Linked DNA regions of Homo sapiens: all the other regions are linked to region 3. The links are chromatin loops, found by intact Hi-C in ENCODE. Cell type or tissue: dorsolateral prefrontal cortex. All regions are shown on one strand. Links, peaks and the distances in the headings refer to the core of each region. The heading gives the core; the rest is flanking DNA.

Region 1 (11,479 bases), core at 2,028-10,027, 390 kb before region 3:
CTTTTGATCCAAAACTACCAACAAGGAAATTTGAATGAATGTTAAAATTTTTTGTCCACTTCCATGAAGGAAAAGCATGCTTCAGTGTGTAGACAGTCTAGCCCTGTTTTGAACTAGCACTAAATCAATTGGATATTTAATTAGAACAGTGTTTGGCAAGGTAACCCACAATAGAAAAGCATTGTACAACATAACCAATAAGCAAATAAATATATATTTATCTAAATGAAACCAAATTTCACAATATAATATTTACCCTTACTCCATGCAAAGCACTCTGGTCTACCCTATCCAATTTAAATGAAATAAACACTGCTCTTGAGGCTCTTAAATGGATTTCACAATGTTCTTAGATCATTAGTTTAAGAAATACTGCCTTTTTAGACTAAATATATAATGAAACTTACTTGTAAGTTCCTTTATACTGAGTTTTTTTTATTGTAGTGAAATTATGGCAATATTATAATTTATTACAGCTCAAGGAGTTTTGAGAATGTTGAAAAAGTTTGAAAAGTATTCTTAGAAATAAGATAATTTTTTCCCATTTTTAACTATGTGCTATAAGTAGCTGAGGTTGTGTGCAAGATTTCCAATTTACTACCTTCTTGACCTTAGAAGTGATCTTCAGGAACATTATCAGTTTTTACAGTAATGTTGTGATTCTGATTTACTGTTAAAGTGGTCATTAGGCCTACCACCTGCTTTTGCAGATGTAGCTGAATCAATAGTGTTCACAGTCTGAAGATTACTAAAGAGCAAATTCTATTTACTTTTTTATGGAACTTAATGACCTTTACTAAACACATTGTATTTCCCAGTTACCAACATCTTAAACTTTACAGCTTCATAGATCGCTTACCAAAAGGATGAGATCAAGTAAGATTAGAAGATTCTCTAATATACATCAAAATTTATCCATAAAACTTAAAACAGTATTTTTTTCTCTTTCTCAACTAATAAGAATACTATTGTTCTGATACTTTCTTTGTTCATGTTTCTGATACATCTGTACTTGTTGTTGGCTTTCTTTCATGCACCCCTAGGAATAATATTTTTTTAGGACATTATTGCAGCAACACAGTGAATAATTTTATCTTAGTGAAATTCTAGTAGTAGTTTAAGAAGCACTGGTCCTCTTTAAATCTGATTAAATAAAAACTATAATAACTACAAGCAGTAAATAGCCAGAATAGAAAAGAGCAATATTAGAAATGCTAATAATCTGAAGACACAATCTAAATGAAACACAGGATAAGATAAACGTTTATCCAATTAACTCCTCAGAACCCCAAGAGTTTTGTTTCCTGTCTACCTTTTCCTTTCCTTCAGTTCTTAGTTTTATGTGGTCATTGTGTATATCTGCTTTTGTGTTTCCATTTTCCCTATTGTTTATCTTTCACCATAAATTTGTCCTTGTTCCTTTAGTTTAAAAATAAAAGAAATTTTATCTTTTATGTTTCTTAAAGGAAAAAGAGCAATTTTAGTTACCTTTAGATTATGGCCCTCAATTCACCATTTCATGAGTCACTTGTCCCAAATAGGCAAAATCTTCTTGACTCACACTCTATACCTGCACTGTCAAATACAGTGGCCACTAGCCACGTGTGGTTATTTAAATTTAAGCTTAAATTAATTAAGCTAAAAAATTAAGTTCCTCAGTTGCACTAGCCACATTAAATGTGCTCAAACACCACTTTTGTCTACTGGCTATTGTACTGGACAGAACAGAATGTTGCTTAGCATGGAATGTTGCTAAGACTGCTGAAGAATCCTGCTAGTCAGCCTGGTTCCACATTTGCAGCTTATCAAAAGGGACAAGGAATTAATGTGGGTATTCTATTAGTCTGTTTTCATGCTGCTGATGAGACATACCCAAGACTGGGCAATTTACAAATGAAAGAAGTTTATTGGACTCACAGTTCCACATGGCTGGGGAGGCCTCAAAATCATAGCAGAAGGCAAGGAGGAGCAAGTCACGTCTTACATGGATGGCAGCAGGCAAAGAGAGCTTGTGCAGTAAAACTTGCCCTTATAACAACCATTAGATCTCATGAGACTTATTATCATGAGAACAGCCTGGGAAAGACCTGCCCCCATGACTCAATTACCTTTCATTAGGTCTCTCCCACAATATGTGGGAATTCAAGATGAGATTTTGTTGGGGACACAGCCAAACCATATTAGCTATCTCCTCTAGCTGACAGCTTTAAGCACAAGTTAAAGGTAAGGGATCCCTCTCAAAAAATAATTTCATAATTTCTGCAGACAGGAGCAAATTCCTGAAAAGTGAAAAACAGAAAGCAAAAGCAAAATAAGCCTTCTTAAATGGACTGCAAACAGTTTAAATAATTTTTTAATTAAATATATTGAATCAACTCATGGCATTGCCCATGGAAACACAGGTTTGGAACAAAGCTCTGCACGACATTTGTATCACCAGTGACAGGGAGTTATGAGGGAGATAAGAGAAAAGGGCAATAATGACCTATTGCAACAGGAACATCACAGATGTATGGTTATCTTTTGACGTTCCCCCTATAATACATGTTAAAAGAATTGGTTTTTGCCTTCTAAAGAATTTGAGCCTCATATGCCACCTTGTCCCATATTTAAAAAAGTAATCTCACCACATAAAAAAGATCTGGGGGCTGGGGATGGTAGCTCATGCTTGTAATCCCAGCACTTTGGGAGGCCGAGGAAGGCAGATTGCCTGAGATCAGGAGTTCGAGACTAGTCTGGCCAACACGGTGAAACTCCTTCTCTACTAAAATACAAAAACTTAGCCAGGCGTGGCAGTGTGTGCCTGTATTCCCAGCTACTCGGGAGGCTGAGGCAGGAGAATTGCTTGAACGGGAGGCAGAGGTTGCAGTGAGCCGAGATCATGCCACTGCACTCCAGCCTGGATGACAGAGCAAGACTCTGTCTCGAAAATAAATTAATTAATTAAATAAATAAAAAAGATTTGGGGATATTCATTAGTTATATTCTATTCAATGCAAACATATTAAATACCTCCTACGAGTAATACTGTCTGCAAAGAATACAAAGGTGCATACAAAATCCCTTTGCTGAGGAAGCTTATGGTCCAAGAGGAGTGGCCTGAGCTTAAATAAGTATAAAGGCAAGTGTACCAGTAGAAACACATGTAAACACGCAAAATTAGTATGCAGAGTCAGAAAACAGAAAATCATTTCCAAATTTGGGAGCAGAAGGGAGTGGCTGGAATTGCTTTATGAGGGTCTGAAGTAAGCCTTGAAGATGGTGTAGCATCTTCAAGTGTGACATCATGCAGCACTTTACAGTTTATAAAGGGCTTTCATATGCATGGTCTCATTAAATAAATCTTTACAAAAACCATGTGCAGTAGACTTTACTATCTCTATCTTATAAGTGGTATAACTATGACTCAGAGTTATGTCACTTGCCCCAAATCACAGGATAACTAGCAAAAGTTACATTAAAAAGCCAAAGGTTTCCAGTTGCCAAATGCTCTCATCTTCCCTCTATAGCGGTGGTTCTCCTATCCTTTACACTGTTAAAAACTATTGAGGATCCAAAACAACTTGTGTTTATGTGGGCTATCTCTCTCAAGGTTTATTATAAAACAAAAATTTTAAATGATATTATTTATTAATTCATTTAAAATAATAAACACATGCTAACAGATACTTTTTTTTTACAATTACATTTGTCTGAAAAACTAATTACTGGAAAGAGTGACATTGGTTTACATATTTGCCAACTTTAATGTCTGGCTTAACAGAAGACAGCTGGATTCTCAGATCAGCTTCTCCTAAATCTGTTGAAATACATTATTTAGGGTAAAGTATATAAAGAAAATCCAGCCTCACATAAACATGTAGATGGATAGGAGAGAAGAAATTCAATAGCCTTTTCGGGTAACTGTAGATATTAATATTTGATATCTACAAAAGCTCAACCAAGGGTAGTTAGCTCCAATGGAAGGTAAATAACTGTATCAGTGCATTTTTTTGTACCGCGTTGGTTTCAAATCTATTGGTCTATATTGCACATTGAAGGACTCCTTTACTCATGAATGATTTTGTACCATCAACTATTGTTTACGTGGAAAATATTGTTTCACTGAGTGATACAGTTCGGATATTCCTCCTTCCAAATCTCATCTTGAAATGTAGGTGGGGCCTGGTGGGAGATATTGGATCATGGGGGAAGTTCCCCCATGAATCACTTAGTGCCACACCCTTGATGGTGAGTGAGTTCTCCCTCAGTTAGTTCGGGTGAGATCTGATTGTTTGAAAGAACTTGGGACCTCCCCTTTCTCTCTCTTGCTCCTGCTGTTATCATGTGACCACCTGCTCTTCCTTTGCCTTCTGCCATGATTGTAAGCTTCCTGAGGCCTCACCAAAAGCTGAGCAGATGCCCATGCCATGCTTCTTGTACAGCCACAGAACTGTGAACCAATTAAACTTCATTCCTTTATAAATTACCCAGCCTCAGGTATTTCTTTATAGCAATGTAAGAATAGACAAATAAACTGTTATGCCACTTCTAAATGTGGATACATTACATTATATAAGATTTTAAAATTCACATCTATTAAGATCACTGAAGTCTTTTATGTATCTTCAAGCTACAATGATAGATACAAGTTTTCCAAAATTCAAGTTTTCACTTGAAAGCTGAAATTTTATCATTGGAAAAAATTTTGTCAGTTGTTTTTCTTGAAGTGGCATGCTCACTTTATTCACTTTCAAGAAAATGTCTGCCAAATAAGTATGAACACTATAATTTGTCTGTTAGTTGTTCTTTAAAGTAAAAATAGTTTTCCAACAAAAAAAGTGGTCAGTTAAGCTTGCAACTCAAACAATCACACAAATTCTTTTCCTCCAGATTACCATTGACCATCCTACTTCAGTATGCAGCAAGTGTTTTATGCATATTTCTCATTTTAGGACACACAATATTAAAGAGATGGGTGATCAACAGTAAAAATCTAGCAAAAGTAATACATTTTACTTTTTCATCAAGAGTAATTTTCGATGAAATTGGCATACACACAGACATGTATATGTATGTGTGTATATGTATGTGTGTAGATATGTGTGTCTATATGCATATATCTATATATTTATATAAACTGCAAATACATGACAGTAAGTAATACAATGACTACTAGTGTAATTTGGTGTCACTGCCTCAATTCATGTTGAGGTGCCAACAATTTTATCACTATTTTTTTTTGTACCATCAGTGCAAATGTCAGCATAGTCAAAAAGGCAAATAACAACTCTAGTGTTATTCTAAAAACAGAATTGACCTTGCAGAATAGCTCTCAGGGACCTACAAGTGTTCAGGTACCTCGCTTTGAAGACTGTTTCACTGTAAACACTTCTTGCTTCTCCTGCTCAATTCCTCATGTTGGTTGCTAAATGAGAAAAAAATAGTCACTAAATGATATATTACTGAAAACACCATTTAGTGTATTAGAAATCACCAATCAGAAGGTAAATAAGTTCATCAAGTAATTTATTTATAATAAAAATCAAGTTTGCCCAAGTCACTGTTATAGGCTGAATGTTGTGTGTCACCCAAAATTCACATATGGAAATTCCAACTCCTCCCTGCCCTCAGTGTAGCTGCATTTTTAGATGGGGCCTTTAAGGATGTTTAAGGTTAAACGAGGTCACAAGGGTAGGGTATTGATCCAATAGTACTAATGTCTTCATAAGAAGAGATTCCAGAGTGCTCACTCTTGCTGTCTCTGCCATCTGAGCACACAGCAAGAAGGCAGCCGTCTACATGCCAGGAAGAGAGCCCTTAACAGGAACTGACCCTGCCAGACCTTTACCTGCAGCTTCCAGCCAAAAGAACTGTGAGAAAATAGATTTCTGCTCTTTAAGTCACCCTGTCTATGGTATTTTATTATGGCAGCCTGAACAGATTAATACACCCACTTACATTATAACTCACGAAAATGCAGTCCAAGCTCTAGAGTTTTACATTAAAATAATAGAACTGAGGACTTGCATGTGAAATGGTTGTTTTTCAAAAAGCTAAATTTCAAATGTCTAATGTAGGGAGATGTTATACTAAATTTACATGTTGGTTCAGCTCTAATGTGAGGAAGTTAGATTAGATTATTTCTTTCCTTAATGCCCCATACATTGCAAGAGCAAGAGCATATTAGCTTGAAGAGTCTGGATATATTTTCCAAAATCAATACTTGTTCTTTAGCAGTGACAGAGTAGCAGACAATTGCATAATGAAGCTGTCTGTCTTTATTTACACAATGTATTTTTGTATTCACTAGGCCAGAAAGAATAGTTCTGTGTAGCAGCTGTCATTGTATTTTTTGCTTATCTCAGTCCTGTCTGCCAGTGTTATAATTCACCAGCTGACACCCGCCTTGGCAGAAACCAAGGGCCATGATTTCATGCCAAAGCAACAACAGGGCTCTGAACTCTGACACAATTCATCTTAGTTCTAGTTAGTAAAGGGGGATTCTTTGAGTTTTCTCTGCCTTCTGTTGAAGCATTTCTGTGTTGGGAGGGGAGAGGGCGAGGAGGAGATAGAGGGGGTGGTGGTGCAATGGAAAAGAACACTGGGAAACAGTTATGGCTCTGTCTGGTGCTGTGGAAGAGGGTCACAGGAAGACAGGGTCAGTTGTGAGGGATAAAGACTGGACACCCAGATAATGAAATTCCTGCTTGTTTGATTTTTCAGAGTTGGAAGGATATGAGAGCACATTTGGTATCCAAAAATACACTTCTGTTCAACTCACACTATTTGGAGGTTCAAAGTGTAATTTCTGGCGCTTTCTGATTTAGGAAGCTTAGACTCAAGCATGAAGGCAGTTGATTGTAGTCATCAAAAAGCCCTGTTTTGGTTGTGAATGCTAAATAAAATAGAAAACACACTTGCTCAAGTTAATTTCTACCTATTAATGTTCATGGTTCATACAGGTCTTATTCTGCAGATAGAGTAATGGCAGGCTTTACAATGTAGGCAATGTTAAACCTGAAAGAAGTTGTGGCCAGATAATCATAATTTTCTTTTCTTTTTTTTTTATGAACTTAAAAGATCAGATTTATTTGGAGAAAACAGAAATCCCACAACCCAAAGGATGGGATTTTACATCAAGACATCTCCCAGGTAATAAGTCTACAGATTACAAATCATTTTCATAGAAGATATTTTTGTACAAGTTTTACATGTATTCAGGAGCGGGACGTTAATCAATCCCTGTTTCTATTTTAATAGGGGGGATAAGGTAGGGGAGAGGGAGAAACAGTTTTGGATATAACTATTTGGAAGGAGAGTAGACATGAAGAGGGCAAACCCTAGCTTTTCATTTTCTACAATCAATGGTTTTTTTTTCTTTAAAAAAAACAAAAACAAAAACCTTTCAGTCTTCAATACTCTTTGAAAGCCCACTTCTTAGCTACTGGCCAATCCACACCAATTATTTAAATTCACTTGGTACACACCTTTGTCCACTGAGTAAATTACATTCATTATGCCCACTGCTGCAGCACGCATAAACCAACACCCCTGCATGGCTGAACAGGGCCTAATCTAGGACTGATGGGAGAAGGGCTTGCAAACCAAGATCAAGGTGTCGTTTCTCTGCTCATACTGTCTACCAAGTTGATCCCTACAAAAATGCACATAAAAGCAGGCAAGTTTAGCTACTGTGTTGCAAGAGAAACCAGGACCTTGTTAAGTAGTTCTCTCCATTACCATTTATTCTCTCAAGGGAAGCTTTAAGAAATAATAATAAAGAAAAACAACACATTGGTCTGGCCACCTCATGAATCCAACTAGCATTGGTGTGGCATTTCAGTGGAGAAGGAAACTTGGGGGGAAAAAACCCATCAAGGTTGTCAGAAAGGCTCCCAATTTAACTGTCCCTGTCCCTATTTATCCACCTTCCAAGACCATCCATTATTCTAGAGCACTCTGTTCTATAAAAAAAGGGGTCAAAACACCAGGAGCAGGCAAGGAGTGAGAATCAAAAGACATCAAGAAACCGATTTGCTTGAGAAAAGCAGCGATTCTTCCTTTCATAGCTCTCCATGGCTGAGAGAGAAAATGCCGAAGACATCAAGTATGTGACTTAGAGACTGCTTTTTGGGAGGTTAAGAGTAGCATGAAGAACTTAAGATGATGATAAGAGTCTAAATTTTTAGTTTCAAGGTTTCAACAGACTGTGGATATATTCAAACTTTCAAAAAGGACAGTGTTTAGAAAGGGTAAAACTAATTTTCTAACAGTCTTTCCTTTTTATTGTAAAAAAAAAAAAAAGATGCTCATGTACCGACTGTAAGAATCCCCTAGGTTTCCCACCATATACCTAGAATAAGAACCGTACTTTCCATTCCATTTCCTGATACTAGGCATGTCATGATGCACAAAGTAAAATGTCAAAAAAAAAAAAGATAAAACAAACTAGATAACTGAGGTCTTTCAATATCACTTTGGCTGACATTATCTTAATATATCAACAACAAAAAATTGTAAAGCTAGATCTATTAAGGTCACCGCCTTTGTTTTTCTCTTTGCTTTCTGAATATACACATAATCTGATTAAGAAAGCTTTCAATAAGGGATTGCCTTAAAAGTAAATTGACTTTCTATTGTATAATAGGCTGACATTTCTTGGCAACCTACGGAAGCTGTTCTGATGAGCCTCTGTGTTAGTAAAGAATACATGTAAGTTGTTTCTGATTGTGATCTTGGTATTGTGTTAACGGCACAGCCCTAAATATGGAGACAAGCCTCATGTATTAATGTTGCAAACTTACTAGGAAGAACAAAAACAAAAGGAATAATAATTTATCAAAATCTCAACTAAAACTACATTATACAACATTCAACACAATAATCACTGAATACCAAAAAGAATATTGGTTTCATGTGTTTTGTTGAATGAATAATACCAGATTTTCCCGTTGAAGGACAATTTGCAAAGAATATTTGGACTATGTATTCTATTGAAAAGATCATCCTTATTTGCAGGAAGAAGCTTGAAGGACATTAGTTTTTTACCTTTAAGCTAATAAAGTAATTCTGATGTATCAGTGATGAACCACACATACTCCAAAGGAGAACAACCTCACTCCCATCAGCCTTTAAAAAAAATCAAGGCAGAAGAAAAGACTCTATAGATCTTTGTGATCATCTTTAAGTTTATATTTAAAAGCTGACACACACATTTGAGTAGAAATGGCTAAATGTGAAGAAAAGGGATGGGGGCACACAAGATAACCAAATGGTTTAGGGCAAGGTGGTGAGCAGGCAAAGCACAAATGCTGAACCAACAGCAGCATCCTGGCCCCCAGTCAGAAACTGAGCTCTGGCCATAGAAGGAGGCTCTGGTCATCTGAACAATGTGAGGTCAGAGAGGATGGGCAAATCTACTTTCTCCCCAACCATCCTGCAGGCTTTCAAGATGGTGTTGAAAAACTAGTCGCCCACACTATATCTGGCCCTCAAAACACAAGCAGGCTATGAACATGTGAGGTTGGCTCACAAAAAGTTAGGAGACAAAAATCAGGTATGTCATCAACTTTTTAAAATTAGCAGGCTATGCATAGAAATACAGGTTTTCAAATTCTCCCTTTAAGAAAATAGCCAGTCTGACAAAACTGAGTGTATGTCTTCACAAGCTCAAATAACATGTTTAGGTGAGCCCTCCAATTTGCCATAGCTCCTACACTGCCTTTTTAATCCCCACCCAACCTGCTTCAGTCATTTATGTTAGATATTATTTCTTCAACTTAGTATGTCAATCCTGATGAGAAATCAATTGTTCATTTAATTATAGTTTCTTTGTAAATTTACCTGGTTTCTGTTCCAGTAATGTTACATAACAAACAACCCCAAATCTCCGTGACTTAGAACAGCAATTGCTTATTTCATATTCACAGCTCTATAAATGGACTGCAGTACAGCTGACCTTGGACAGGCTTATTTGGGCCTAACTGGGTTCTAAGCTTTCTGCTGGGTTCAGGTATGTTCTTCATGTCTTTATCTTGGGAACTATGTTGAAGGAATCAGCCTAGCTGGGACATACTCTTCATGAAAGAGTGCAAACTCAAAAGGGTTTCAGATTTGGAGCTCGCACATTGTCATTTTGCCCTTGACCAAAACTAATCACACAGCCAACCCCCAAATCAAGGATCCAGGGAAGTATATACCACTCACCCTGGCAATGGTAAGCAAGAAGATTTGTAAGTAAATAATACAACCTGCCACCATAGGCAAACTCTGTCTCCTCTCTTGTACCTTTGAACATTTCCTTTTTATTCTTGATCTATCAAATCACTATTTTTTATTCAAACCACTTGACAGCTGGTGTGAACCTTTTCATTTGAATATCTTCCTTCAATTCTAGAAAACTTTCCTGTTTTCTTTACATGTTGTTGTTGTTTATAAGCCACTTCCTTTATTATCTTCTGGAATTTCTTTTAGACAGCTGTGGACCTGTTCATCACTCTACCGTATGTGTATTGTAGTTTCTCTTTTCTTACATTTTTTCTTTCTGTTTGTTTGTTTGTTTTTTGTTTTTGTTTAACATGGAGTCTCACTCTGTTGCCCAGGCTGGAGTGCAGTGGCGCGATCTCGGCTTACTGTAACCTCTGCCTCCTGGGTTCAAGAAATTCTCCTGCCTCAGCCTCCCGAGTAGCTGGGACTACAGGAACGTGCCACCACGCCCGGCTAATTTTTTGTATTTTTAGTAGAGACGGAGTTTCACCGTGTTAGCCAGGATGGTCTCGATCTCCTGTCCTTGTGATCCTCCCTCCTCAGCCTCCCAAAGTGCTGGGATTACAGGCGTGAGCCACCGCGCCCAGCCTCTCTTCTCTTTTTTAAAACTTTGTCTCTTCGTGTCTCTGTTTTACTGCCTTCTGGACAAACTGCTGGATTTACCTTTCTTATCTCACTTTGTATCCAATTTGGAGTAGCCTATCTACTGTTTTTAATTAGCAAATTTATCTTTTTAGTACTTATAATTAATTTATTTTTGCTACCATTTGTTTTATTTATTTATTTATTCAATTTCAATAGCTTTAGGGGTACAAGTGGTTTTTGGTTACATGGATGAATTGTGCAGGGATAAAATTTGGACTTTTAGTGTATCTGTCACCCAAATAGTGTACTTTGTACCCAAGGGGTAATTTCTCATCCCTCATCACTTTCTCATTCTTTCCTCTTCTGAGTCTCCAATGTCCATTATACTATTCTGTAGGCCTTTGTATATCCATAGCTTAGCTCCCACTTGTAAGTTAGAACATGAGGTATTTAGTTTTCTCTTCCTGAGTTACTTCACTTAGGATAATGGCCTCCAGCTCCATCCAAGTTGTTGCAAAAGACATTACTTCATTATTTTTTTATGGCTGAGTGGTATTCCATGGTGTGTGTATGCATGTGTATGTGTGTGTACACTACATTTCCCTTATCCACGCATCGATCAACAGGCATTTAGGTTGGTTCCATA
Region 2 (9,518 bases), core at 1-8,000, 170 kb after region 3:
GTTAACCCACAGTGTATGAAATAACTGAAAACCCAAAATGCATCTGGCCTCCTTCATTATGAGCAAAGCTTTGTATGAAGGCCATTTCAGTCTTTGTTCTTTAGGAATTGTGGGTTTCACTCACGTGGGTGATAGTGCAGCAGTTGCACAAGTGACATGTGCTGTAGAGTTGGGCCATCATCATTCCTTGAAAGAACTGTCCCTTCCAACGGAGTATCTAGGAAACTTTGGGGTCAACATTGTAGACTGTGGTTCAGCTTTGGTTTATGGCTTCCACATTGTTCCCTTTCTTTCGGGCCTCCTTCCTGGTGCTTAACGCAAAAATTTTCAAGTTGTACTTGACTCTTCTTTTTCTCTCACTCTCCAGTTCTAATTAATTGGTAAAGCTCTTTCTTCAGATTATTCCAGATTATACCCATTTCTCACTCTGCCACTGCCACTTTGGCCCACATCTCCCACACCTCCATAAATATAAGTCAGATCACGTCACTCTTCTGTATAGAATCAACCAATGTTTCCATTGCACTTAGACTAAAAGCCGAAGTGCTTACAATGGCTTTGAAGGCCTATCCAACTCCCATCCCCCAAGTTCTCACACCTCAGACTCCTAATGCTCTCCTCTGGCTCACTCTGCTCCAGTCCGTCTGGTCTCCACGTTGCCTCTTACACTCCCAGGCACACATCTCCCTCAGGGCTTTTGCACTTGCTGTTCCAGTTGCATGCAATGTCCTTTCTCCAAATATTTGTTTGGCTTGTTCCTTTACTGACTTCAAGTCTCTATTCAAATGTCATGTCTTCTTTGACCACCTATATAAAGTATGCCCTCTCCTCTTTACCTAATTAGGTTTTCTCCATAGATTTTATTGGCATAGGACATAAATACTCACTTGTTTTTTGGTTGTTTTTTTTTTTTGTCATTTCTTACTATTAGAACATTAGCTCCATGATTGTGAAGATTTTGCTTTCTTCATTGTTGTTTCCTCAGTGCCTAGACATGGCTTATATCAGAGGTGCTCAATAGATATTTGTTGGCCAGTCACGGTGGCTCATGCCTGTAATCCCAGCACTTTGGGAAGCTGAGGCAGGCAGATCACCTGCACATACATGCACATATATATGTATACACACATACATAATTGTACTGTTACAGTTATATGGTAAATATCTGTGGGTTAGTTGGAAAAAATAACACAACTTGAACTTTGCAGCCTTAACTCATCCGGTTAACTAGACCTGGAATACTCCTTCTTATGGGTTGGAATTCAACCAGGAGTTAGGGACCAGCCTGGGCAACACAGAAAAGCCCCATCTCTAAAAAAAATTAATGATAGGCCAAGCCTGGTGGCTCATGCCTGTAATCCCAGGACTTTGAGAGGCTGAAGCGGGTGAATCACCTGAGGTCAGGAGTTCAAGACCAACCTGGCCAACATGGTGAAACTCCATCTCTACTAAAAATACAAAAAAAATTAGCCGGGTGTGGTGGCACATGCCTGTAATCTCAGCTACTTGGGAGGCTGAGGCAGGAGAATCGCTTGAACCAGGGAGGTGGAGGTTGCAGTGAGCCGAGATCGCACCACTGCACTCCAGCGTGGGTAACAGAGTGAGACTCTGTCTCAAAAATAATAATAATAAATAAATAAATTAAATACATTTTTAAAGTAAAATAAAAAATAGAAAAAGAAATTATACCTAACCCTTAATCAAACAGTAACTTTACTGTATGCTGAAGCTCCACATCTTTTTTATTTTCTCTATTTTTATTTTATTTTTTATTTTAGTTTTTTTTAGAGGTGGGGTTTTACCATGTTGTCCAGGCTGGTCTTGAACTTCTGGGCTCAAGTGATCCAACCACCTCAGCCTCCCAAAGTGCTGGGATTATAGGTGTGAGCCACTGTGCCCAGCCCTCAAATCTTTTTTAAAAATACATAGTAACTATGTGACTTATTTTATTTTTCCTAGTCCTAGACGTTTAAGAAATGTTCCTATTCTTTCCTACCTCCATTTTTTGCAATTAGCCTGTAACACCTCAGGAGGGTTACGTTTTATTCAGCTTTTATTCCCTGCAGCCTGTAGCACAACTCTTTATGTAACAGGCACTCAATTATGTTTGCTGGATGGAATTTAAGATTAACAATAACAGACATAGTTGTCTGTGCCTGTAGTCCCAGCTACTCATGAGGCTGAGGTGGGAGGATTGCTTGAGCCTGGAAAATTGAGGCTGCAGTGAGCCGTGATCATGCCACTGAGTATAGTCACACTCTAGTCTGAGGAAAAGAAAGAGACCCTATCTCAAAAAAAAAAAAAAAAAAAAAAAAAAAAAAGAGGCCAGCTGGGACTACAGGCGCCCGCCACCACGTCCGGCTAATTTTTTGTATTTTTAGTAGAGACGGGGTTTCACCATGTTAGCCAGGATGGTCTCAATCTCCTGACCTCGTGATCTGCCCGCCTCGGCCTCCCAAAGTGCTGGGATTACAGGTGTGAGCCACCTCGCCCAGCAGCAGAATTCATTTCTAATTTAGATAAAGTCCACATTATATAAACTGGCTGTATGTGAGCATACATAAAGTTTATCCTGTTGATTTAAATTTTCCTACTGAGAATAATAACTATCTACAACTCCAACACCAGCATGTCTTCGGCCAGCTTGGTGTGTCCAGCCATAGCACCTTTTTTAACTAGTTTATTTGCTCTCTTTCTCTCCAAACATACTCTGTTTAGTGAAACTTTATTTTATGTTTCCCTTTAGTGTGAGGCACCACCCAGCCTCACACAAAGAAAGTTGTCTAGGGCTGAACCAAGGCGTGTGCTTCAACAGGGGAGGTTGTTTTCTAATTGCCTTTTTTCATCACTCACCTCCACGCCACTGAAGGACATACAAGTAGATTTTATTTTTAATTATTTTTCTTACTTTTTTGAGGGTGTGAAGTTGTATGTGTTGTTGTAATTCTAAGGGAAAAAAATAGCTCTAGAAAAGAAGCTATTTCTTTCTTTTTATTATTAAGAATAAGTTTTTTAAAAAAGGAACTGTCATTCCATTAAGGTCTTCATCTGTTAAAATTGTTCTGTGGACAGGAAGTTGAGGAATTTTTAAAGTTCTTTCCAAAAATTTGTTTTTTCTTAAGGAAAAGTGAAAAAAAAGATTTCCAGGTATCTCTCACTGTCTTATTCATCATTCAGACATTCTACTTTCATCTCAATACCACCATGAAATGAAACAAACTTGTATGAATGATATGTTACTGATCTAACCCCCAAAATCCTTTAAAGACAGGATTTCTTAATTTGTTCTCTCATTGGATAAATGCTCAAAGAATACACGGAGGTCTTTTAAGCTTAGTTGGAATCGACTTATTGGGCAAGTAATGAATCTGATTGTTATGTTAGCTTCCATGTCAGCAAAATAACAGATGTACAAGTATAATAGAGGAGAAAAAAAGTTGCTTTTGGATTGTTAGAGCAGGTGCTACATGAAAAAAAAAAATCACATGGAACTTTCTCAAGTGCATTTGGAAACACTTGGAAGGTAGCCAGGAGGAAAGTTCTCCTTCAATCCCTTGGACATCCAGTTGTGAGCCAGGATTAGGCTCCTGAACAGCTGAGTCAATGAGGACACTGACACCATGTCACTTCTTCAGCTCTTTATTCCTCCCTCACCCTCCAACAAAAGCAGCAGAGATTGCCCTCCCCCACTAGCACACACACATACACAGAGTCCAGCTGTCAGATATGGCTTTCAGGGAACACCAGACAGTGCTGAGTCCCAGTCCGGGGTGAAGGCAAGTTACCATGGTTCTCTGGCTATTATTGCGTTCAGCACATCAGGGAATGGAAATAAGTGCGCACATGTTCTAAAAGGCCCTTTGGGAAAAATCAGTGGGGCTGCATGGGAGACACAATGGCAGGCTTTGTCGCAGAGAAAGGATTTGGTCTGGCAAGCAACAGCAGTCCTGCTGGACACAGGGTTTGTCTGCACAGGCAGGATGGGAAAACCATGTGCAGGGTTTACAGAACATCCTCATTAGAAAAAAGTAGGGCATTTAGCATAATTAAAAGTCATCCTGAAGACATCAGGTAAGAGCCTGCTGTTTTTAATTAATTGTTCCTGTGATCCTATGACTTTAAAAGGAGTGCCGCTCTTGCCCATAGAGGTTTAGAATTACTTCAGAAACATAAGTCATTTAGTTGGGGGCAAAACAGCATCTGTGAAAGTTTGAAAAAGGCAAAAGAGGAAAGAGAGAAGAAAAAGTATGGGATAGTGAGAAAGAGTTGAAAATTATGAAGCTACTAATATATAATTTGCAAAGATTATCCTGTTGTGTTTTCATGCTCTGTGCCTTAATATCCTCACATCCAAACTACAAAGTTGGGGCAAAACAGCATCTGTGAAAGTTTGATAAAGGCAAAAGAGGAAAGAGAGAAGAAAAACTATGGGACAGTGAGAAAGAATTGAAAATTATGAAGCTACTAATATATAATTTGCAACGATTATCCTGTTGTCTTTTCATGCTCTGTGCCTTAACATCCTTGCATCCAAAATACAACTCCCCACTGACCTGCATCCTGCCTTGATATATAAATTAGTTTGGGGGAAAAATTCCCAGAGTCAAGGTTAAGAGAAAACAGCTGGGACATAAACTACGAGCCATGTGTCATAGATTTCTCCAAGTACGTAGAGTTTAAAAAAAAGAAAACCCTATTTTGAAGAGTCAGCATGTCCAGAACAGGTAGGGTGAACCAAGGACTTTATATGGTCTCCATATTCATGAAAATAAATATGGGGAAGACTATATAACTGTGTCAGTTATGCAAAGGGGGAGGACTAAACAACATAAGAAATCCTGTCCAAAACTTTTTTTCTTTCTGTTATAAAATCCCCAACCTAAATTATCTAAGTAATACTATAACTCTCTGCTTTTTTGTGTGCCTAGTGTAGAGAAATGGTTACTTTTTTTTTTTTTTTTTATGAAACGGAGTTTTGCTCTGTCGCCCAGGCTGGAGTGCAATGGCACGATTTTGGCTCACTGCAACCTCCGCCTCCCTGGTTCAAGTGATTCTCCTGCCTCAGCCTCCCAGGTAGCTGGGATTGCAGCCATGCGTCATCATGGCCGGCTAATTGGTCTTGAACTTCAGTTGTATATTTTCTTCTGTTCTTCCACTGTTTTTTTTTTTTTTTTTTTTTTTTTTTTTTTTTTTTTTTTGAGATGGAGTCTCGCTCTGTCACCCAGGCTGGAGTGCAGTGGCGCGATCTTGGCTCACTGCAAGCTCTGCCTCCCGGATTCAGCCATTCTCCTGCCTCAGCCTCCCGAATAGCTGGGACTACAGGTGCCCGCCACCATGCCTGGCTAATTTTTTGTATTTTTAGTAGAGACGGGGTTTCACCGTGTTAGCCCAGATGGTCTCGATTTCCTGACCTTGTGATCCACCCGCCTTGGGCTCACAAAAGTGCTGGGATTACAGGCGTGAGCCACCGTGCCTGGCCTTCTTCCACTGTTTTAATTCTGTTATATAAATTTGTATTCTGCTTTTCTCACTTAATATAGCAAATGTATTCCTGTGTCCTGACAGTGTATTGGACATTCCATGCAAAGTACTGAAAACTATACTTCCTTCTTTTTATTTTTTATTTTCAATTTTAAATTAATTTTTAAATTTATTTATTTATTTTTAAAGACAGGGTCTTACTTTGTCTCCCAGGCTAGAGTGCAATGGTACAATCAGCTCACTGCACCTCTAACTCCTGGGCTCAAGCCATTATTTTGCCTCGGCCTCCCAAGTACTTGGGATTATAAGCTCAAGCTATATTGCCCAGCTAACTTTTTAAATTTTCTTCTTCTTCTTTTTTTTTTTTTTGTAGAAATGGGGCCTCACTATTTTAACCAGGCTGGTCTGAAACTCCTGGTCTCAAACCATCCTCCCATCTAGGCCTCCCAAAATGTTGGGATTACAGGTTTGAGCCACCATACCCAGCCACCTCCCTCTTTTAAGAAGCCACAGTTTTCACCAAGCCCATACCTCTTCCTCCGTGTGTGTGTGTGTGCGCCCACATTCTGTGCCATGTAGCCCTGCTACCATAGGCTGATTGAGAACCAGCCTATGACTGGTCCTCATCAGTCTGTGTGTCTGTGAATAATATCTGTGTGTAGACATTATTCAACACAGACACTCTCTATTTTATTAGGACTTGTCAAATTCATCAGATTTTCTGTCAGAGCTTGTGGAAGGAAAGACGTAGTCATTAGTGGAGTGATGAAGAAGCTGAGGGAAAGCCACAAAAAAAGTGATAAAGCAGGAACCACGAGGCAATAGAACTCAGGCAATAGAAAGTGAAGTAGAGAAAAACTGGATCATTGAGATTAAGCTGAGTCACCCTGATGTGTAAACCACCAACAGAGCCAATTAAAAAGTCAGCTGCTTCCAAGAAAGGATCAAATAATTGAATCAGAAGAGATGCACTGAAATCTTCAGTAATATTAGTTAACACATTAACAGTACTTACTATGTTCAGGCATTATTCTCTTGTCTACTTATATTATTTCAACTAATCTTCCTATCAATCCTACCATGTAGCTTCTCCAGTCATCCTCATTTTAAAAATCGGAAAACACAGGAGCAAAGTAGTTCAGTGACTTGCCAAAGATCACACACAGAGTAAATGAAGATGCCAGGATTCAATCTCAGGCAGGCTGGGTCCAAGATCCACAACTTAACTACTCCATGTGTGTCCCCCAGAGACTTTTCAGTTCTTTACATGCCCTGCAATAAAGATTTCCTGTTCTTTCTTACTTCCACATTTGCCTTTATAATACATTTCTAATGCCTGAAGTCTTCTGAATGCCTGCATATGTCGCTGTTTTTGCAATCTGAGACACTTCTCTCGTGCAACACTTTAATACATACATACATATGTGTATGTGCATGTATGTTTGAATGCTTATATAGAAAGATATATATATACACACACATGTATATACATACACACATATATATATATATATATATATATATATAGAGAGAGAGAGAGAGAGAGAGAGAGAGAGAGAGAATCAATCCAGTGGCAATTAGCCAGGCATGGTGGTGTGCACCTGTAATCCCAGCTACTTGGAAGGCTGAGATAGGAAAATTGCTTGAACCTGGGAGGTGGAGGTTGCAGTGAGCCGAGATTGCGCCATTGAACTCCAGCCTAGGTGACAAGAGCGAAACTTGGTCTCAAAAAAATAAAAATAAATTAATCCAGTGGCTAATGCATAGCTATTCCAAAGAGACAGAAAGTAGATAAGTGATGGCTAAGGGTGGGGGTTGGGGAGAATGAGGAGTAACTACCAATGGGTTTGGGGTTTCTTTCTGGGATGATGACAATGTTTTAAATTAGATAGTGTTGATGGTTGTACAATTCTGTAAATATACTGAAATCCACTGAATTGTACACTTTAAAAGATGTAGATTTTATGTATGTAAATTATAGCTCAATTAAGCTGTTACTAGGGGAGAAAAAAAAGTCATGATATGAAATCTTATCTCCTATAAGCAACATCAGAGAACAGAGAATCAGAGAAAATCTTGATAGATCATTTACCTGCCCACAGGCAACCAACTGCTAATTCCTGGCAGCATTTTAACATCCTATCAACATTTAGAGTAATATCAAACATGCTATCTTTTATCCTAGCCACTCTTTAATGAAATATTCACAAATATAAACCATTATTTGGGTAAAAGAAAGAAAATAATTTTAGTCAAGTTGACTCAAAATACTTACTGCATTTACAGCATATAAGTCCTAATGAAGGTATATATATATATATGTGTGTGTGTGTGTGTATATTTTTCAATTGATTGCTAATAACTATAAAAATATAGCAAAGGACAGTCTAGTGCACAGATTAATTTTTTTCTATTGAATTATTTGTTTTAAAATGAATTTCTAGGATTGGAATAACTGAGCAAAAGGGAAAGAACATTTATATGATGATTTTTATATACTATTATTGTTATCCAAAACAGCTATACTTATTTAGCATGCCTTGAACAGATTATGAGAATCTTGTAGTGTTGTACTACCTTATCTCAGATGAAGTTCACCTCCTGAATTAAGGGTTTTTAATGATTAAATATTACCTAAGTAATCTGATTTAGCAGAATGGACATTTGCAACAATATTTTGTGTTGCAACAAGTTTGACATGTTCCCTAAGTCAAAAGCAAGTGTCCTGGGAAATTCACCATAAATAAGGTCCTAGATTAGTGATTAACTAGTTGAGAACAGGGCATTTTGTTGGACTGCTCTCTGGGATGTTTAGAGAAAGAGAGATTAATAGTGATTACCTCTGCTTAGAAGTTCAAAGAATTGAGAAGTTAAGAATCAAAATCCTTAGTTGACACAGCATTCATTTAGTTTAGTTTTTTTGTTTGTTTGTTTTTGGTTTTTTGTTTTTTTTGAGGTGGAGTCTCGCTCTGTCACCCAGGCTGGAGTGCAGTGGCAAGATCTCAACTCACTGCAACCTCCGCCTCCCAGATTCAAGCAATTCTCCTGCCTCAGCCTCCTGCGAAGCACAGCTTTCATTTAGTTATGCAATCATGAAACACATTTATTAAACATTTTGCTATAGTCTTAATGTTTGTGTTCCACATCAGTGTGTTGAAATCTAATCCCGGCTGTGATAATATTAACAGGTGAAGACTTTGGGAGATGGTTAGATCGTGAGAGCAGAGCTCTCATGAGTGGGATTAGTGCCCTTATAAAAGAGACCCCCAAAAAACTCATTGTTCCCTTTCACCATGTGAGGACACAGCTAGAAGGCACCATCTATGTGACAGCAAGCCCTCATCAGAGGCTACTGTTTCCATGATCTTGGACTTTCCAGCCTCCAGAACTGTGAGAGATAGATTTCTGTTGTTAATAAGCCAGAAAATAGTATTTTCTTATAGTAGTCCAAACAAAGACAAACCTACCATTTCTTTTACTCATTAAAGGCAAGTAGTCTCCCCACTGAAGCATTTATAGGCTAATGGGAACCCAATGAAAGATGCATTGAACCTCGGGGGATACAGGGAAGATATGACTAAGATTGCTGTTAGTCATGGAAGATATTACATCCATGCCAGGTTGAACCTGCCCACCTCTCTTTTAGTAATAGAATGCCCAATATTTAGCCAGGGGTGGGGCCACCCTGAGTAGAATTCATTTCCCAGCTTCCCTTGTAAATGAGGTGTGACCATGTGACTAGTTAGGGAGATATAAAAAAAATTGAGTGTCAGTTTCAACAAAATTTATTTTTAAACAGCCAATGAACATACTTTTCTTCTTTTTTCCTCCAACCTCCATTTTGTCACAGAAAATCAGTTGTGAAGGTTGGTGCTCTGGCTGACATCTTGGAACATGAAAAAGGGACCTAAATTCAGAGCTATAAGCTAGAAAAAACCGTGTCTACAAGATATTTTGTAATATATTCTAACAGAGTGAATTGCTTGCCACCAATATTCTTTTACATAAAGGCAACTACAATAAATCTTCTTTCTTGT
Region 3 (11,479 bases), core at 1,355-9,354:
CTTGTATGCCAGATGGGAGAGTGTCACATGCTGCCCCTGGCACACATGCAGCTCATTTTAGGGGACTAACAAAGCCCTGCATTTCTCAAATGGACATATGGTGTCAAAGAGGAAGGTATAAAATTCTATTATGTGGAAACCAATGAATAAAATCAAAATATTTCTCTCTTACTTAGAAGAGAATATAAATAAATGGAATTATCAATTATGATTTTCTAATAAAGAAGATAAAAACTTCCATTGAAATCTGAAGAAAGAAGAAACTACCTAAATAAACCCCAGCAGTGAAGCCCATTTTTCAAGACAGATACACCCAGCTTCTCTTTACAATCTACCTCCTGTTCTCAGCACTAATTTTCTCCCATCTTTATTCTGTCTGCTCATCTCAGTTCTAAGCTTCCTCTACAAGTCACTGACTAGTGTGGAACAGCTTTTCTAATCTACCCACATTCTTGTAGGCATGGTAATGGATCCCTTCAAATAGGAAATTGCTACTTTAAAGAGACAGGACACTTTGAAACCAAGACAGTTGAAAAGATGTCATTGTAAATTAACACAACAGACAAACAGAATCTGGAAAGAGTTATTTGCAAATGTATTTGGGCATGAAGAAGGAAGTGGGTCACAAAATTATGACCCCTGCATATTTAGTCTAATACACATCCTCATTCCAGACAACTAACTGTGAGCTATTGAAAATGAAAGTTTAAAGAGAATATAATAAAAAGACATTCTCATAACTTCTCCTCTGAAGATCCATAAATAGATTGGAAATAATGTCCAGGAGGCCTTTGCAACTGCTTGTGGGGGTAGCAGTAATTAACAGAATCCAAACACAATGTAATCTTCTACTTAAACACTGTCACCATTTCTTAATTTTTCCTTAAAATTATGATTGTTTCTTGCTAGCTTCCCTGGCTCAAAAGATATATTTAAATTGCCCTACTTTTGCTCCCTGCATATCAAAGAGAGAGAGAAAAAATGCAGCCTAGTTAGCCAGAAAGGAAAACAACATTTCTATAAGCATATAATCTTACTTTAAAACTGGCAAAGCAAGTAGAAGGGACTAAAAATGTTATAGCCTTGGTTCCATATTCATTACCTCCAAGTGAAAGCATACAATATGCGGCAGTTGCTGTATTAGGCTCTTTATTTCTTACTAAATGCAAATAAGTTCAAGCATAAATTCTAAAAAGGATAACCTTACTTAGATATTAGGAACAATTCTCTTCCTTTAGGGGACTCTGGAATGCTGAAAGAGGAAACCAGGAAGGTTATACAATTTTCTTTTTCATGAGATTATAAGGAAGATAGTAAGAATTTTTAAGGATAATCCCTCAATAACATATTTCCTAGAGGAAGAAAGATACAAATGCTCGTATAGCCCAAAAACTTGCTAATGGCAGAACGATGGACTTTTTTCATGAAGGGAGGGACCACTCTTTGTCACACAAGATCTATGCCTAGTGATGGTTCATAAATGTGCTAGAATAAATTCCTAATTCTATGTGTACATTTGAGTAGCAAGATGATTCTGAAAATTGTACTAATAGTTACTATTCCACTAATAAAATTAGATCCAGAAAGCAATTGGGTTTCCAGGCCACGGGTAAGCATATGTATAAAGTACTAATTCTTTAGGGCCTCTTTAAAGCACACTTTTTTGTTTTACTATGATACAAAAAAAAAGTGTAATTTTGGAATGTATGTGCATGTGAATGTGTCCAAAACCAGCGCTGAAATTAATAAGGGATCCTTATTTAGACACTATTACAACAAGAACCCCCTATTAGTCTGCTAGAGCTGCCACAACAAGGTATCACAAATTGGGTGACTTAAACAACAGAAATTTATTGTCTCACAGTTCTAGACCTAGAAGTCCAAGATCAAAGTATCAGCAGAGTTCACTCTTTCTGAGGCCAAGGGAAAGAAGCTATTTCATGCCACTTCCCTGGCTTCTGGTGGTTTGCTGACAATCTTTGGCATTCATTTGCTTGAAGAAGCATCATCTTATCTATGCTTTCATCTTTACATGGCAGACTCTCTAGATGCATGCCTGTATCTAAGTTTTATCTTTTTGTAAGGACACCAATCCTATTGGATTAGGACCCACCTGAAGACCTCATTTTAGTTTGATTACCTCTGCGAAGACTGTATCTCCAAACAAAGTCATATTCTAAAGTCCTGGGGCTTAGGATGCCAATATATCCTTCTTTATTAGGGGGTAACACATTTCAACCCATAGCATACTCCCCCGAAAGAATAATTACATAGGGTAAAAGCAAGCAAACATACTTAACCAGACTAGATGTCTATATTACTTTATTCCTTATACAAAGACTAGGTCTCTGTAAAATCAGACATTTTAATTCTGTCCTCTGAGCTGGCTCATTGTCTAGTGTTTTGGAAGCAACCAACTGTTGGTTAACTTTTTAAAATTCAATTTTCATAAGGTTGGACAGATATCATATAGACACAGCAAAAACAAATGCCATACCACTGGAATGACTCAGAGCTATAATCACAAGTCACAAAGGCACAACATTTTATTCTTATGATGAGTATCAAGTGGGTGTTATAAAAAAAAACCCCTTAAAAATGTGTGGTTTCTTTGTCTGATGTGTGTAGACTGCCTCAGGTGCTTTCAGAAACAATAGAAATTTTTTCCAAGTTTTATATTGGTCAACTTATTTTGATAATAATGAGAATATAAAATATTATAACTGAAAAGCACCTTCAAAATTGTCTAGTCCAACTCTTTAACATTATAGACTTGAAAACTGTGTTCCTGAGAGATTCCTTAAGTGACTTGCCCAAGGTAATTTAGCAAATTGCAGTAGAGCCAGAAAAATAATCTGAGACCTGGCGTCCCCTCTAAATTAATGATGTTCTGCTACAGGATAGCCATCATATCACCCTTGTCTGGAAATCACCTATGTTACCCAAAATTAGGCCCCCAATGGCCACACAGAGACTAGAAGTAAGTTTAGAATCTGTTGCAGAGGTCATGCACTATTGTTTTCTCAGGGCAGTACTGCCACCACCCTCAAGGGCTCAAACAAAAATTGTGATGTCTTAGAGATTTACTTAAAATGTAGTATATAATTTTACTAGTGTAGTTGTCTGCTTTCTCCTTTAAATCTTTAGTTCTTCCTAGATTATGGTTATAACAACCACATTTTCAAATCTAAATATCAGGACGCATGTTCTGATAGGAAATGTGTTTATCCCAATGTGTTTGCACATAATATCACTCATGGCTGGGCGCGGTGGCTCATGCCTGTAATCCCAGCACTTTGGGAGGCTGAGGTGGGCAGATTACGAGATTAGGAGTTCAAGACCAGCCTGGCCAACACAGTGAAACCCTGTCTCTACTAAAAATACAAAAATTAGCCGAGAGTGGTGGCGTCCACCCGTAATCCCAGCTACTCGGAAGGCTGAGGCAGGAGAATCGCTTGAACTCAGGAGGCAGAGATCGCAGTGAGCTGAGATTGCGCCATTGTACTCCAGCCTGGGTCGCAGAGTGAGACTCTGTCTCAAAAAAAAAAAAAAAATCACTTATTTAGTATTTTTTCAAATGACCCTTTTCTGAATGCATTAAGTCTGCTTGGATACACATATCCATGCCTATATCTATGAGTATTTCATTCACATGTGTGGTGGTGTGTTGGCAATGGAAACATATGATGGAATATTTAAAATAAGGATTGCCCTAGATTGGGGGATGGGGTGGGGGAAAGAGCAATTAGGACACCATGGTTGTGGCAAACACAAGATTAGGAGAGTTTGAATGGGTGGGGAAGTGAGAATGATTGTAGTAAAGTTTCCTGAGAAGGGAGAGCTGTCAAACTTTCAGGGTGAATAATATAGAGCCATTTTTGCATAAGGATAAATAGTAATCTCATCAGGGTCCAGAGTAGGGTGCAGCAAGGGAGGCACACAGGAGGAAGCAGCTAATAAAATACTCTACAGGTGATTCTCATGCTGGGCTGCCTTCATAAACGGCTCGTCCCAGGTGCCTCCCTCTACCACCCTAGACCCGGCCTGCCTCTCTTAACCTTCAGTAGTTCTTAAGGGAATCACTATGTTACAGTATTGCATAATAACTAATGTGCATAATTATTATTCTGAACCATGGAAGCACTAAATCACTTCAATAATTCAACCTAATAAGTCAGGGAAATGCACTTAAAAGTTTTAAGTAATTTAAATGTTAAGTTTGGACAAACAGAGCATTAAGCTTACATTCTCCGAAATAATCCAGTTCAACCAGAATGCTTCATACCTGATGATGCTTCATGACGTTCTGAAAATGACTGCACACTACTCTTTGCACATTACATGTGAACATACCTTTCCCCCTGTTCGAAAACTGCCTCTGATAGCCAGAGTCAGGCTCCTACAGCCACCACTGCATTCCTCGTGCCTGCCACCTTCATCCTTCTCTGATGGGTCAGAGCAGTCACCCAACACCAACCCAACCTAGGCCTACCAAAATCAACCTTCAGAGAATTTGAAATTTAGATACAGAGGTCACCAGAATGTCAGCACATTTATCATCAAGTTGTGGAGACTAAAGACCACCCATTCCTGCAGTTTGTGAGACTGGCACTTCCTTTCTAGTGTTGGCTGTTCACCTCTTAGTCCATAGGAGAGAGAAGCAACTTTCCCATAAATCTCTCTTTTGGTTTAACTTTACCAATATTCTGTTCCTTGTAACTCCCAATGCTGAAACAAACACAGACTCCTACCCCATGGCAGGAATTGTGCTACCTGCTGGGGTAATGAAGATAGATATATTAATAATAGTTTCCGCCTTCAAAAATCTCACAGAGCATCAATAGTAAATGTGGTCTTACTCTCACTTATTTGATTAATCCATAATTAATATATTTGAGCACATGTCTTTTCTCCTATGAGGAACACTGTTCATGCAGTTTGACACTGGAAATTCTGGCAAGACAGAGCGTTTATCAAGCTTTGTGGTTATGTGTATTAAATACAGACCTTTTAACTGCTACTGGTAACTTGTTTTTAACTATAGGATATAATCTCCTGATGTTATATTTAAAATATCATTTGATCCAGTAAAATTTAAATACCAATTAGAGACATTTTAGAAAAAAAAAAATTCTTTTGTTTGTTTTTGAGACAGGGTCTCACTCAGTCCCCCAGGCTGGAGTGCAGTGGTGTGATCATGGCTCACTGCAGCCTCAACCTCCTGGGCTCAAGTGATCCTCACACCTCAGCCTCCGAGTAGCTGGTACTGAAGGTGCTCACCACCATGCTTAGCTAATTTTTTAAAAAAAATTTTTAGAGACAATGTCTTGCCATGTTGCCCAGGCCAGTCTGAAACTCGTGGCCTCAAACAGTTCTCCACCTCAGCCTCCCAAAGTGCTGAGATTACAGCCACTGAGCCTGGCTAAAAAATATATATATATATATATTTTTATATATACATGTATATATATAATTTTTATATATACATGTATATATTACATGTATATATATATTTTTATATATACATGTATATATATTTTTATATATACATATATTTATATATACATATATATTTACATATATATACGAGAAAAAAAGTAACAAATTTCCCAGATAGTTAACAAGAAAGGAAGGAAATACTTTAAAAGTAAAACTTAAGATTTAAGTGATTTTTTTTTTTGCACTTTGAAAATACATCTTGCTTTAAACACACAAAATCTTAGCAGCTGGAAGCCTGTTATGTGTTTAATTAAATGGCCCACACATGTGTTTGTAATGCACAGCACTGTGGTCTGTGAACGGAATCCTGGAATCCCCGGGGTGTATGGTCAGCCTTTTGCCTCACTGAACTCTCCTCTGGAGGCCATGGGAAACAGGGTACTTGTTTGAGTTTTCTCCTCGGGTCCACATTTCCTCTATCGACTACTGCTGTGTAAACAGACTCATGTTCAAAAGGTGCTGGGCTCCATTGACCTAATCCACTCTGAAGTGCCAGATCTGTCCACACGTCCTCGGGATTAGGCCAGCATGGCCAGCTCACCCTGACTTTGCCTAAGGGATGGTGCAGTGGACTTGGACCTCCCCCAAGCCAGGTTCATCTGATTGGTTTCCCTTTTGCGCTCTTCTTCCCCTGGGAGAGGATATCCTCAGCATGGACTGGGGCCCACAGAGCATGGAAGCTGAAACACCGATTCTTCCTCAATGAGCTGAAGTTCTCCAGATGGCAGCAAGCGCTCGTCATGCAAATTCTTGGCAGCAGGGAGCCTGTCAAGTGGCTACTGCTGCTTATTGTTACCAACACTCCCCCACCCCCTCCACACAAATGCAGAAGAAACACCATCTGTCGCCTGTGGGGCTGAGCGGTTCTTTCCAAGTCCCTTCTAGTCAGTGCCGCTCAGCAGCCCTGCGCTGTGCGCACGGTCCAAACAGGAGTTGCCTCTCCTTGAGCCAGGGAGGACCCCGTCCGGTGCTGGCAGTTCTCTTCTTCCACGCCTCCTGGGCCTGGCCCCTCATCCAGGGCCGAGCCGGGGCGTTTTGCTAGCAGATTTCTCATAAGATAGTTATGTAACAAGAATAGGAAAACGATTGTGTTTCTCCCTTTAGATTCTGGGAAAGAAACAAGATGAACTGAGTTAGCAACGTGTCTCCATCACTAGTGAGAAATGTGAATAGAAGATAACTGGTTAAGGAGCACACTCCGGATGTGAAAAGCACAGCCTTGAAGTTAAAAGGTCGCCCATAACATCAGCGTGATTTCGGGTTTGTGTTCTCTTCTCTCCCACTGATGTTATGTCTCCTGATTAATGATGAACTCTCATAAGACCTAAAAACGTTCTGTACAAACGAAAGCTGTCGCCAAAAGACTCTAAGCTCTGGAGAAGGCTCAATATCTTGTCCATCTTTGAACTCCGAGACCATCCGTGCAGTCATTCAATAACTATTTTTTCTTGTTGTTGCTGTTGGATTTTTGTGGGATAGTTATATATACAAATACAAATGCAAGCAATAATAATATGCCATGTCATATCTGCGTTTTTAATGTTTTCTTTTTAACCCCAGAAAGTTGTTCATATGCCTCACCTCAGGTCATTCTATCTTCCTTTATCTGTGCAAATCTCCCATTTTATTTTTTAAAACATTTAGTATTAATTCCCCATAGACATAGACATCCCTAAAATGTAATCTCTGCCTTTCAAATCTACCTTTCATACATTTCCTTAGATGGATATTCCTGAAAAATATTCTACATTTGTCTTTTACATGTGTTTATTTTAATGTACATAGATTGAACTGTGATTGTATCAGTCCTGACTTTTTCACCATTCTTATCCTTTGAGGTCTATTCCATTGTCATTCTTCCTCACACAGATGTTACTTTCCCATGAAGCGTCTCGTTCTATTCCATTTTTTACTCCATGACTTGCATTAATGGGTAAATTTGAGAAGAATGGCTGGGCATGCTCTTCTCTGTCTTCCCCTTCTTCTTCATGGGTCCTGGCGACTTTCAGAGAGTCCACTTTTTCTCCTGCTTAGATGTGGCGCCCCATGTGGGCACCTGGCCCAAGGTGGAGATTCTGTCTACTCTGGTTTTCAGTGTTCGGGTCCTTTTTCACCCACACTAAACATCTTCGAATGCTATGTTATCAACAATAAAAGCAATATTTAGATCTCCATTCATTTTTGCTTTTATTTCTTAATTTGTTCAGAATCCAGATAAGGAAGATAATTATCCTTTGTTGGTAGTCTTCTGGGAGACCCCAGGAGTCTTTAGTCAACTAGGTTTCATGGTTTGCATTTACACATGATATTTACATATTCCACTGGTGATAAACACATACAATTGCCTCCTCCCCTTTGCTGACAGGACTAGCACTGTGGTAACCAAGTCTGCCTGTGGACGTGGGGGGGAGATTCTCTGGAGTGTACACCAGGAGGAGGATTGTTGGATCACAGTTACATGAATATTTAATTTTACTAAATACTGCCATATTACTGCCCATAGTGACTGCATCATCCTTACCTCCAACAACAGTTGATATTATGAGCAGTGGATATTCTGAAGCTACCTCACTTTTGCCAGCCTGATAATGGTAGCTCATGACTGTTCAAATTAGTAAACATTGGTCGGTGAGGTGGCTTACACCTGTAATCCCAGCACTTTAGGAGGCCGAGGTAGGCTGATCACTTGAGGTAAGGCGTTTGAGACCAGCCTGGCCAACATGGTGAAACCCTGTCTCTACTAAAAATACAAAAATTAGCCGAGCGTGGTGGCATGCACCTGTAATCCCAGCTACTCAGGAGTCTGAGGTGGAAGAATTGCTTGAACACGGGAAGCGGAGGTTGCAGTGTGCTGAGATTGTACCTCGGTGCTCCAGCCTGGGCAACAGAGCAAGACCCTGTCTCAAAAAAATAAATGCATAAATATATTAGGAAGCACCTGCTCATATGCTTGTTAACTATTTGATTCCCACCCTAAGCTTTTGTGAATTATTATTCATGTATTTTGTCCATATTTTATTTGGTTTACAGTCTTTCTTGCTTATTTTCCAAAAACCAATTATACATTTATGTGTATGTAAGATAATTTCTTGTTAGTTTTCACATTATAAATACCTTCCTTCAATCTATATCTGCCTATTAACTTTGGTTATGTAGTCCTTTGTTAAACAGAATGTTTATATTTGGATATTGCAAAACACATTCATTTTTCTTCTTCTCATTTGTGCTTTGGGTTTCTGTTGGAGCTTCCTCCACATGAGATCACAAAGATAAATTTCTCTATTTCTTCCATAACAGCTTTAGATTTTCGCCTTTCAACTTTAGCCCTTTAATCTAATTTAAATGGATTTCTTTTTCTTTTTTCTTCTTTTCTTTTTATATATGCTATGATGTATGAATTCCCAATTTATTTTTCTTCATATGGTGACCCAATTAATCTATTCCTTAATAAGGAATCCACTCTTTCCTTGCTAACTTCTTCTCTTTTCTTCCTTTTTTCTTTTTTCGAGATGGTTTCTTACTCAGTCTACCCAGGCTGGAATGCAGTGGCACGACCATAGCTCACTGCAGCCTTGCTCTCCTAGGTTCAAGCCATCCTCCCATTTCAGCCTCCTGAGTAGCTGGGACTAGAGGAATGCACCACCACACCTGGCTGCTTTTTTAATTTTTTTTTTTTATAGAAATGGTATCTCGCTATGTTGTCCAGGCTGATCCCAAAGTCTTGGCCTCAAGCAGAATCCTCTTGCCTTAGCCTCCCAAAGTGCTGGGATTACAGGCATGAGCCACTACTCCTAGTCCCTTGCTATTTGTGATTATCATCTCAATCTCATGTATTATTTTCTCTACTCTCTGGACTCTATTCTATTCTATTATCTACCCGTGTGTTCCTGTGCCGGTACCACATGTTTAAACAATAGTTTTTTAAATGTCTTAATTTCTGTTTGGGTAAGTCTCTCTTGGCTCTTTTTAAAAAACATTTTAACTATTCATGGGCCTTTATCTTTCTACATAAATTTTAGAATCAATTTTTTAAGTTACTCAAAAGTTCTGCTGGGATTTTGACTGGATTTGTTAGAATTAATAAATTAAGTAATGGAAATTTAAAATATGTATACAGAATATTAAATATATCTTTCCTTTTATTCAAGTTTCTTTGTCTTTTTATTATGTTAATAGTTTATTGAGGCCCTTGAATTTAAGGTTATATCTCTATTACTTTTTTAAAATCTATTTTCCTTATTTAATTGGCTAGAAGCTCTTATAATGTCATCAGGGTTGAAAATGAACATCCTTGTCTATCCATGAATGGACTGGGTCTAGAACTCCTCCATTAAAGATGATCTTGCTATAGATTTTTTTCATATAGCTTTATTATATCTAGTATTTCTTGTGAAATGAAATGTTGTAAATGGGTAAAATGGAATGATTATGCTGCTGTTGTGTTTTCTGTACCAGCTCGCACAAAAAGTAAATACAAGTCCAATACAACTCGATTTCATTTTCAGTGGTATTGAGGACATACATAGTTTATGCTAGAAAACATACTCCAGTGATTCTTAAATGTTAGCCTGCATCAAAATCACCTGGTGGCTTATTAAAACACAGATTTTGGGGACACATCTCAAAATGTCTGATTCAGTGAGTTTGCAGCCAGGCTCCGAAGTCTGCATTTCTCACAAGTTTCCAAGTGATGCTGATGCTGCTGGCCCAGGGAGCCACTTTGAGAACCTTGACAGAGTCACTTTCATTCAACTTTGATCTTCTCATAGGCAATTTAATATTTTATTTCAGACCCAAGTTGCATTTTGTGTCTTTGGCCAACAAACCATTACAATGTATTAGGTTGAAATATATATAGTAGGCCAGGTGCAGTGGCTCAAGCCTGTAATCCCAGCACTTTGGGAGGCTGAGGCAGGAGAATCGCTTGAACCCTGGAGGTGGAGGTTGCAGTGAGCCGACAGAGAGAGACTCTGTCACAAAAAAAAAAAAAAAAAAGAGAACATTTCTTATGTTTTTGTCAAGACCCTAAGAATGAATTTCTTGTTCATTAGACAACTTTTCATATGTAGAAAATCAGTTTGTGAGTCTCAAACGAAACCACTTTTCAAAGACAGGTTTAGGCATTTAGCTATGACTATTATACATCATAAATTGCAGGGATCACCTTAATAAATTCTAGCCAATCGGATTAAAACAAGTCAACAAGTCTTTGTCATACCCAATTCTGTTGCTAGTATAGGTATGGCCAATGATTTTACATCTTCACATTTAAGTTGATAGTGCATGAGAAATTAGACTCTTAAGAAGAAATTTCCTAAATGTCCAAAACATGATCTGTCCTGCTGAATTCTTTTATAAAGTCTTATTTCTTTTAAAAAGCATCTTGGCAATCAAGTCACCATTGTTACCCTTGTCTTCATGTTAAAGATAAAATTAGGAAAGAATATTTTGTCATTTGTAATTGCTGCTTCTTTATTCTCAGTTTGTTATTTAGAAAATTTTATCCCATTATAGATTTTTCTTTTTTCTGAATAATGCCAACTTGATATAAACTGGTTAGTTCTTTATTTCTATTTTTATAGTTGAACCGTCCACAGTTTGGCCATGATAGTTGGCTGCTTCTGTTAGCAACTTATGCTGTGTTTCCAGTGTCTTGTTTTGGGAGTGATTTAGGGAATGAGGGGCTTACTTTAATTTACATATACTATAAAGAACATGAACTTTTGAAACAGGTAAATGTGAATTTTAATCCTAATTATACCACATATTAGCTCTGTGACTTAGGCAATTTACTTAATCTCTTGAAACCTCAGATTCTTCTATTTTAAAATAGGTATATAAGAACCTGCCTTTATAGAAGAGAAGTCATCACAGTACCTGAAATTTATTTGAAATATAAAAGTTTTGAAAGGCAAAAGTATAAATAAATTACATTAAAACATTCTACTAAAAGAAATACTTAAAATCCCAAACAAACCTG

What was found. Hi-C counts contacts between places; a loop is a spot of excess contacts. Peaks named below come from ENCODE experiments on the same cell type or tissue, not always from the same donor. Only the 100,000 strongest peaks of a DNase experiment are listed, where the experiment ranks them.
Region 1: it touches region 3 in a loop (3-fold over the local background); 3 of 110 quality-filtered maps call a loop at or near these places.
Region 2: a loop joins it to region 3, with 13 times the contacts of the local background. A loop is called at or near these places in 2 of 110 quality-filtered maps.

What each region holds. Positions count from the first base shown.
Region 1 is chr6:113,166,284-113,177,762 of GRCh38, forward strand. LOC105377955 (a long non-coding RNA gene) reads right to left here. Exons shown (of 4, transcript XR_942893.3): 2 at 6,764-6,877; 3 at 5,341-5,407; 4 at 2,212-2,279. LOC105377953 (a long non-coding RNA gene) reads left to right here and starts at 5,758. Exons shown (of 6, transcript XR_942891.2): 1 at 5,758-5,854; 2 at 7,063-7,134; 3 at 8,630-8,694; 4 at 9,912-9,994. In dorsolateral prefrontal cortex, for the core only: no CTCF peak of the experiment used is centred there; a DNase peak (open chromatin) is centred at 6,398; H3K4me3 peaks cover 975 bases; H3K27ac peaks cover 1,291 bases.
Region 2 is chr6:113,728,952-113,738,469 of GRCh38, forward strand. No RefSeq gene overlaps it. Among named protein-coding and RNA genes, the nearest start is that of LINC02541, 84 kb to the left of the region's middle. In dorsolateral prefrontal cortex, for the core only: no CTCF peak of the experiment used is centred there; a DNase peak (open chromatin) is centred at 3,840; H3K4me3 peaks cover 646 bases.
Region 3 is chr6:113,558,613-113,570,091 of GRCh38, forward strand. All of the region lies in intron 1 of LOC124901379 (a long non-coding RNA gene), which reads right to left. Among named protein-coding and RNA genes, the nearest start is that of LINC02541, 86 kb to the right of the region's middle. RefSeq lists enhancers at 5,468-6,232, 6,233-6,996. In dorsolateral prefrontal cortex, for the core only: a CTCF peak has its summit at 6,245 (motif pointing right); a DNase peak (open chromatin) is centred at 6,299; H3K4me3 peaks cover 1,229 bases; H3K27ac peaks cover 995 bases.